Regions from separate parts of the Homo sapiens genome. Here region 1 is linked to region 2. The links are chromatin contacts, found by Hi-C or POLR2A ChIA-PET in ENCODE. All regions are on one chromosome and are shown on one strand. Each heading gives the region's core, a stretch centred on a gene start or an enhancer-like site at or near the end of the contact. The rest is flanking DNA. Distances are from core to core; before and after follow the strand shown.

Region 1 (4,120 bases), core at 1,373-3,872, 180 kb before region 2:
AAAGCAATGGCAACAAAAGCCAAAATTGACAAATGGGGTCTAATTAAACTAAAGAGCTTCTGCACAGCAAAAGAAACCACCATCAGAGTGAACAGGCAACCTGCAGAATGGGAGAAAATTTTTGCAACCTACTCATCTGACAGAGGGCTAATATCCAGAATCTACAATGAACTCAAACAAATTTACAGGAAAAAAACAAACAACCCCATCAAAAAGTGGGCAAAGGATATGAACAGACACTTCTCAAAAGAAGACATATATGCAGCCAAAAAACACATGAAAAAATGCTCATCATCACTGGCCATCAGAGAAATGCAAATCAAAACCACAATGAGATACCATCTCACACCAGTTAGAATGGCGATCATTAAAAAGTCAGGAAACAACAGGTGCTTGAGAGGATGTGGAGAAATAGGAACACTTTTACACTGTTGGTGGGACTGTAAACTAGTTCAATCATTGTGGAAGTCAGTGTGGCGATTCCTCAGGGATCTAGAAGTAGAAATACCATTTGACCCAGCCATCCCATTACTGGGTATATACCCAAAGGACTATAAATCCTGCTGCTATAAAGATACATGCACATGTATGTTTATTGCGGCACTATTCACAACAGCAAAGACTTGGAACCAACCTAAATGTCCAACAGTGATAGCCTGGATTAAGAAAATGTGGCACATATACACCATGGAATACTATGCAGCCATAAAAAATGATGAGTTCATGTCCTTTGTAGGGACATGGATGAAGCTGGAAACCATCATTCTCAGCAAACTATCACAAGGACAAAAAACCAAACACCGCATGTTCTCACTCATAGGTGGGAATTGAACAATGAGAACACATGGACACAGGAAGGGGAACATAACACACCGGGGACTGTTGTGGGGTGGGGTGAGTGGGGAGGGATAGCACTGGGAGATATACCTAATGCTAAATGATGAGTTGATGGGTGCAGCACACCAACATGGCACATGTATACATATGCAACAAATCTGCACGTTGTGCACATGTACCCTAAAACTTAAGGTGTAATAATAATAAAAAAAGAGTGTAATTCAAAATATTAAGAGAATATAGAAAACTAATATGATACTCTTGATCGAAGCATGGAAAGCAATTAATAAAACCCAACACCTACTCATGGTAAAAGCTCTAAGTGATATAGAAATGAAAATTATTTTATAAGAAAAAGTTAAAAAGAAACAGCCAACAACAGTCTTAATGAGAAATATTAAAGCTTTTCCTTCAAAGATGAAAACAAGACAAGGATGGACTTCTGTTAGAAAAACATGTACTGGAGCTTCTAGCCAGCACATTAGAGAACAAATAAAAATAAAAATTGTAAAGGGATAGTGAACACTGTCAATATTTACAGATAATATTATATTAAACATAGAAAATCCAAAAGAATATATGATAAATAATCATAATTTAAAAAATTATTGAGAAAGGTTGTTGAAAACAAGGTCAATATGTAAAAACCAAATATAAGTGTATAATACTAGCAAAGAGCTGGAAAATAGATTATTCTTTAGATATTATAACCTAGTCATAATAGCATCAGAAAATATAAAATAGTAATAAATCTGATAAAAGGTATGAAAGACTTCTACACATACATACACCCCCAAAAAACCCTATAAAACATTATTGGAAAAATTAAAAGATCTAAATTCATAAGCATTAAAAACTAAATACTGTGAAAACATCAATTATATCCAAACTGAGCTATATATTCACTTTAATATCAATCAAAATGTCAATAGTTTTTCTTTATTCCTTTTTTCTTTGTGAAATTGAAAATGTATTATTTTAAAATGTACATAAAAGCACAAATGGCCAAGAAGCTAAGACATTCCTTAAAGAAGAACAAAAAGGTAGAAGGATATACCACTAAACTATAATAATTAAGATAGTGTGACATTAGTACAATGATAGTTAAATAGACCAATGAGGTGGAAGAGAGTTTAGAAAATACCATACATGTATGGACATTGGCTTCTGAGACTGTGGAACTGTGGGAATAGGACAATCTTTTCTATAAATAATATTGGAACCCTCGGATACCCATATACAAAAAATAAACTTGACCTTTATACCAGAGCATATACAAAAATTAATTTCAGTTGGTATTCATATCTGAAAGTGAAAGCACTATAAAGATTCTATGTGATAATATAGGATATTATTTCTATGGACTTAGGAGAAAAACAGAAATTATTTAGAAGCACATAAAAGTACTAATCATGAAAGAAAAGGCTGTTAAATTAGACTACACTAAAACTAAGAACTTCAACTTATCAAAAGATACCATGAGTAGAAAAAAAAAACATGTGCTCAGACAGAGAAGTTATTTGCATCCATATAAAGTAAGCAAAGATTCAATCTAAAATATATGAAGAGCTCTTACAAATCAATAAAACACAGACAATTAATTAAAAAGTGGGTGAAAAGGGGACTTCATAAGAAAAGATATTTCAGAGGCCGGTAAACATATGAACGTGATCAACCTTATTAGTAATCAAGGAAATGAAAACTAAAACCACAATGAAACACCACTACACATCTACCAGAGTAACTGAAACTCACAAGATTGGTAATAGCAAGTGTTGGCAAGGTTGCGCAGCCACTGGAGCACTCAGACATTGTTGATGGGACTGTACGTTGGTACAATTACTTGGAAAACAGCTTGGTATTACCTGCTAAACTTAAACTTACATATATTCTATGACCCAGCAGTTTCAATCCCAAGTAAATATCCAGCAGAAATATACACATGTGCACCAAAAGACACGTACAGGCTGGGCAGGGTGGCACACGCCTGTAATCCCAGTAACCTGGGAGGCTGAGGCAGGAGAATTGCTTGAACCCAGGAGGTAGAGGTTGCACTGAGCTGAGATCACACCACTGCACTCCAGCCTAGGCGTGAGACAAAGTGAGACTCCGTCTAAAAAAAAAAAAAAATTGTGCAGGGATGTTGTTCATAGTAACATTATTTATAATAACCCCAAAGTGAAAACAATCCAAATTCTAACAGTGGAATAGACAGATGAATGGGGTATATTTGTACAGTGGTAAAGTATACAGCAATGAAAATAAACTGCTGTATGCAACGATGGGTGACTCTCATGTATATAATAGTGATCAAAATAAGTCAAATACAAAATAATATATAGTATAAGTCTATTTATATAAAGTCCCAAAATAGGCAATATTAATCTATAATCTTAGAAGCCAGAAGAAGAGTAACCTCTGGATAAAAATAAGCCTCCAGAAGTAGAAAGAGAGTAGTGAGGGGGAGGAGGGGACAAGAAGAGAGCATCTTGGATGCTAGAGGTGTTTTATTTCCCAATCTAGGTGACGGCTTCCTAGGTGTCTATTGCATGATAATTTGTGGAACTATGTAGTTTCGTGTTTTGTGTGTATTTCTGTATGAGTGTTATATTTCAATTGAAAAAACGTTTTAAAGAAAAATAAGCATAATGTCCATGATAAACTAGAAATAGTTTAAGCCCTCGGCTGCATAAGTGGATTGAAAAGGAAAGGTCAAAGGAACTTTGTGAAGGGAGGATAAATTAATGAAAACAGGGGTGTACTTCAAATAGCAAATTCACAGTAAATGGAGGTTATTTTTACAAAGTCAACTCTCAACTTCCTTTTTTTCGTTGTCTTCATAAATCATGCAAAGCGGGCTGCCTGCCTTGGCAGTTCCATACTAAAATTGCTCCACATACACATTCATGTGTCCTCCCCTATTTGAAGGTAAACAAGTCTCAGCCAAGACAAAATTGAAAAAGTTTGTAGGGTATTTCTTTTGTCTCCAGTTTCTTTCTGTAGCTTTGGTGTATTTTTTCAAGTTCACTGGGCTTGCAGTCAGAACCTCAGGTACAAGTTCAAACTAAATATCTCTTGTTTCATAGTCACTGGTCCTGGGAATAGTTACTTGACAGCTCTGAGCCTCAGTTTCCTTTTTTGCACAACAGGAAGAATACAAATGCCTGCCTCCCAGAATTGTGAACACTAAGTGACACAAAGCATACACACACACACACACACACACTTCAAACCTCAAGGTGTACACCTGAAAGGGACTGCTCTCCCTCCCCGCCCATCTCCT
Region 2 (4,238 bases), core at 1,408-3,907:
TAAGAGCAATGTCTAAGAGTGGAGTTGCTGGTTTGCAGAAAAATGTATCTTCAACTTTATGGAATGTTGCCAAACTCCTGCTACTCAGTGAAGAATATATAACCCAGGAAAAGTTGATCTTTGACCAAATCAGCCTTCCTTTTCAATGCTCTCCTGTGGCTCTGGGGACTTTCAGGAGCCTCCTTGGTGTTCCCAAGGGATGCTGGGCTCAGTGAGCCACCAGTAAGGGCCCAAAGCCACAGCCTCAGTGAGCAGGCCGAACAACCTGCCTGTTTCATTTTCCTGTTGATCTCCAGCACCTCTTTCTCCTCCAAGCTCTCAGAGACTTAGAGCTGGCAGAGGAGCATGATGAGCAATGCTGCTCAATGCCCACCATCACTATGACTACTGAGGGCCCAGGCCTTGAACCCTTGGATTCCCAGAGACTAAGCAGGGAACACGAGTCCTCAAGAAATGCAAGAGCAGCCCCAGGGCAAGAATAGATTGGTTCTACTGTCCTAAGGAAAGAGCTGATCAGTCTTAAGGGTTTACCGTCTCCAGGGCTACTTGCATTGTAATAGGAGAGTCTCAGAGAGTGCAAACCCTTCCACATCAAAGGAACAAATGAATCTCTTATGAAAGATTATCAAGCCCTGTGGAAGAGGGGAATGGGGAATGATTTAGCAGGCAGAGGTCAGCCTGGCTTCCCAGGAATCCCCTTCTATAAGAAGCTGCTGGGTCAGCTCGTCATTAAGCTCTGCCTTGCAGGGAAAGAGGGCTGTTATGCCTGAGAGCGCACCTCTGGGCTTAGGAAGTGCAGGCTGGGCAGGGCACTGAGGAGGCCATATGGCAGCATCCACACCAGCCCCAGCCAAGTGTCCCCTTAACCTCAGGCCTGGCCAGCCCTCTAGCACACTGCCAGATCCAAGTCTGCTAGAGAACTCGGTTGGGCTCAGGCTGCCACCCCCATGCACTCAGGTATTAGGGGAACTGAGTGCCAACCCTGGAGAAACCTGCACCTCTACAACCCCAGGCCAGGATGGAAACACCCAGGGTCGACCACAGCCTGACCCCGGGGATCTGCCCACATAAGGTCTCCAGCTAGTGTTGCAGCCCGAGGTCTACCCTCCCATCCAACGCATCACTGCCACCACATTACCACCGAGGCACTTGCTGGTACAGCTGGTGGGTGAACTCTTTATCACTGCATGTGGTGGGCTCACCCATAGCTGCCTCTTGGTAAACTTGGTGTGGCTGAGGCACAGCCCTTAGTCACTGAGGACTTACTTCTGCCCAAAGTCTCCTTCGACCACCCCAGTCCTCCCCACCCACTGGAGCCAGGAATTCCCTCTCTGAAGGGCCAAGTGAGACTCAAAGGAGAAGTCAGTTCCCAAGCCACCTAGCCAATAGCAGGGTTGGAACTTGCCATCAGAGCCTCAGCCACAGAGAAAGGAAGCTGCCAAGAAGCTGGACCCCAGTGGGCAACGGAGCCTCGTAGCTGCCCCCAGCTGTGCGGCACCCCAAACCCCCATGCAGCCCTGCAACAATGCCTGAACTAATTCTATCCCATTCTCCTTTAAAAAAGAAAACCCTGGAAATAATTACTTCAGTCAGACATTATTTACTTAAGTAATTCTTTACTCAAACGTCTTTAGGCTTTATTTTACTAATACTACATAATTACGTAATTGTGTAATTAGGAAGAAATTAAATGACAAATGTTTGCTGAGAACAAATTGAAAAAAATAGATCCTTTATTTCCCTGAGTGTTCTCAGTTCAGTACATGACATCTTCTTCCCCCTCCTCCCGTTCTTCCCTCTGGTCTCCCCACCCTCTGAGGTCTCCCCACAGGGGGCATCTCGAGGGCTGACTCCCTGGACAAGTAACAGCAGGTGTGGCATCTTGAGCCTGAGGTAGATCTGAAATGTCTGTCAGCTAACCTGTGTGTCTCTCTATACTGCCTGACCTCCTCCTAGGTTGGGCACTGGAGTCAAGCTTTCTCTGGTTTGCTCTTTCTGTCTCTAAGAAGCCTGGGAGACCCATGAACTCCAACCCACAGCCATCCTAGGAAAGTGAGTACAGCAGCTAGCTAGCCCTAAGGACTATCTTCCCGTGGGCACTGGCCTATTCAGCATGTTCTGCAGACGTGCTTTCAGAGGCTGCCAGGTCCTCAGGCTGAAAGAAAAGAATGAGGGGTCCACCAGGTTGAAAGGGAGTTCAGTGTGGATCTGCTTCACCAACTTCACAGGAATCCATAGCGTCTGCCCCAAAAATCTACCCAAGAAGGAGGCACAGCATGCACCCCAGGACTAAGCTGCCGATGGAGAGGAACCTGTTCACATAGACCACCACGCCTCCCTCCCTCCTTCCTTTCTCCAACCTCAGAAGCTGTGGAAGCCAGTGGAGCTTCCTGTGGGTAAAAAATTCAATCAATCAACCACCCACCCAACACCCATGGAGCATGTCTTTTGTTCAAGTTCTGAGGGGGACACAAAAGAGCAGGCAGGCCACAGCTATGCTCATTAATACGTCAGCTGCTTGGAACTTGGCATGTAGAGCTGTGTTATTCACAGCAGAAAGTTTCCTAGGCCAGCCTGCCAAAAAAAAAAAAAAAAAAAAAAAATCACTACTAAATGTCCCCGGCATTCAGTACCAGAAAGGAAGAGTACTCTTGGGCACTCAAGACTGCTGAAGCTCACATCCTGTCTCCAACACTTGCAGGCTGTGGGCCTGGATGAGTGACTCCATCTTGCTATGCCTCCATTTTCTTGTCAGTAAAATGCGAACCATGAACATGCTACCAGATTCTTGTGAGGATTAAATGAATCTGTGCAGTGAGACACTCAGAAGAGCACCAAGTGTTCAATAAACAGCAATGATGGTCTTCAACGTGTCACTGCAAAAGCCAAGCCATACAGAATAGAAGGGTGCTGTGGGAAAGCGCCCCTGCCAGGAGGATGGCCAGTGCTGGAGGCTCCTCCCCACCTTCACCAGCCCCAACTGACTGTGACTTCGGAGCTCAGGGTAGGGCTGGCAGACGAAGAGTCTGGGAAAGACAAGAAAAGCAAAGGGACACCATGCCCAGGGGAAGGGGCATGGAGCCATGGGAGAGGGACTTCCTGAGACTGAACTGCCCAGAGAAACTTCTACTAGGGGCTTTTCACTTCGGGGGCCAATTGTAGAAAAGAACACAGTGTCCCCAGTCTGACAAACTTGAAAATACTTTCTGAAAAGGGAACGAGTATACACTGTTGGTGGGGATGCAAATTAGCTCAGCCCCTGTGGAAAGCAGTTTGGAGATCTCTCAAAGAACTAAAAATAGAATTACCATTTCACCTAGCAAGCGAACTGGGTCTATAACCAAAGGAATAGAAATTACTGGGTATATACCCAAATAAATAGGAATCGTTCTGCCAAAAAGACACCTGCGCTTGTATATTCATGGCAGCACATTCACAATAGGAAAGATGTGGAATCAACCCAGTTGCCCGTTAACAATGGATTGGATAAAGAAAATGTGGTACATCTACACCATGGAATACTACACAGCTATTAAAAAGAAGGAAATTAGATCCTTTGCAGCAACATGGATGCAGCTGGAGGTCACTCTCCGAAGTGAATTAACATAGAAACAGAAAACCAGATACCACATGTTCTCTCTTGTAACTGGGAGCTAAACATTGTGTACACATGAATACAAAGAAGGGAAAAATAAACATTGAGGATTCCAAAACAGGGGAGAGGTGGAGGGGAGTAAGGGTTGAAAAACTACCTTTTGGGTACTGTGTTCACTATTTGGGTGATGGGATCATTAGAAGCTTAAACCTGAGCACCATGCAATATACCCATGTAACAAACCTGCACATGTACCTCCTGAATCTGACATTTAACAATAAATACATTCTAAGAAAAAAGGAAAATACTTTCCGAGGTTAACTTTTCTTTTTTTCTGCACACCATGGAGAAACAAATAAGATATTAAAGCGACTACTTCCTCTGATGTCACTTTTCATTAGTTTCATAATGAAACTACAAAACAAAGAAACACACAAACCACAGACAAGTGCGAATGGTGGGTCTTGGGTATCCACTGAGGTGAAGCACTTCCCACTGAGGTGAAGGACCCAGGCTTCTGGCCATCTCAGGCTAGAGACAGGGCCTAGAGGAGGGGGTGAGGGCCACGATGGATACAGGCTGGGCACTCTGAGCCCTTTTGACAAGCAGGAGAAATGATGGGTCAAGGAATTTGACCTCCCTG

Evidence for each region. Hi-C counts contacts between places; a loop is a spot of excess contacts on that map. ChIA-PET counts read pairs that join two places held with the same protein, here RNA polymerase II (POLR2A). Pooled maps may share reads with other maps.
Region 1: a map with no recorded cell type shows a loop between it and region 2 (16-fold over the local background). The contact joins two enhancer-like sites. A Hi-C loop is called at or near these places in 2 of 37 single-sample maps with no recorded cell type and 3 of 50 pooled maps. POLR2A ChIA-PET finds 5 or more read pairs at or near these places in 1 of 52 experiments (activated T-cell).

The regions. Positions count from the first base shown.
Region 1 is chr11:115,873,498-115,877,617 of GRCh38, reverse strand. The region is part of intron 2 of LINC02698 (long intergenic non-protein coding RNA 2698); the gene reads right to left. Among named protein-coding and RNA genes, the nearest start is that of LINC02703, 44 kb to the left of the region's middle. Within about 2 kb of position 2,622, at least 3 of the 41 ENCODE cell types and tissues checked have a DNase peak (open chromatin) inside an H3K27ac peak, as active enhancers do.
Region 2 is chr11:115,698,263-115,702,500 of GRCh38, reverse strand. The region is part of intron 2 of LINC02698 (long intergenic non-protein coding RNA 2698); the gene reads right to left. Among named protein-coding and RNA genes, the nearest start is that of LINC02698, 41 kb to the right of the region's middle. Within about 2 kb of position 2,657, at least 3 of the 41 ENCODE cell types and tissues checked have a DNase peak (open chromatin) inside an H3K27ac peak, as active enhancers do.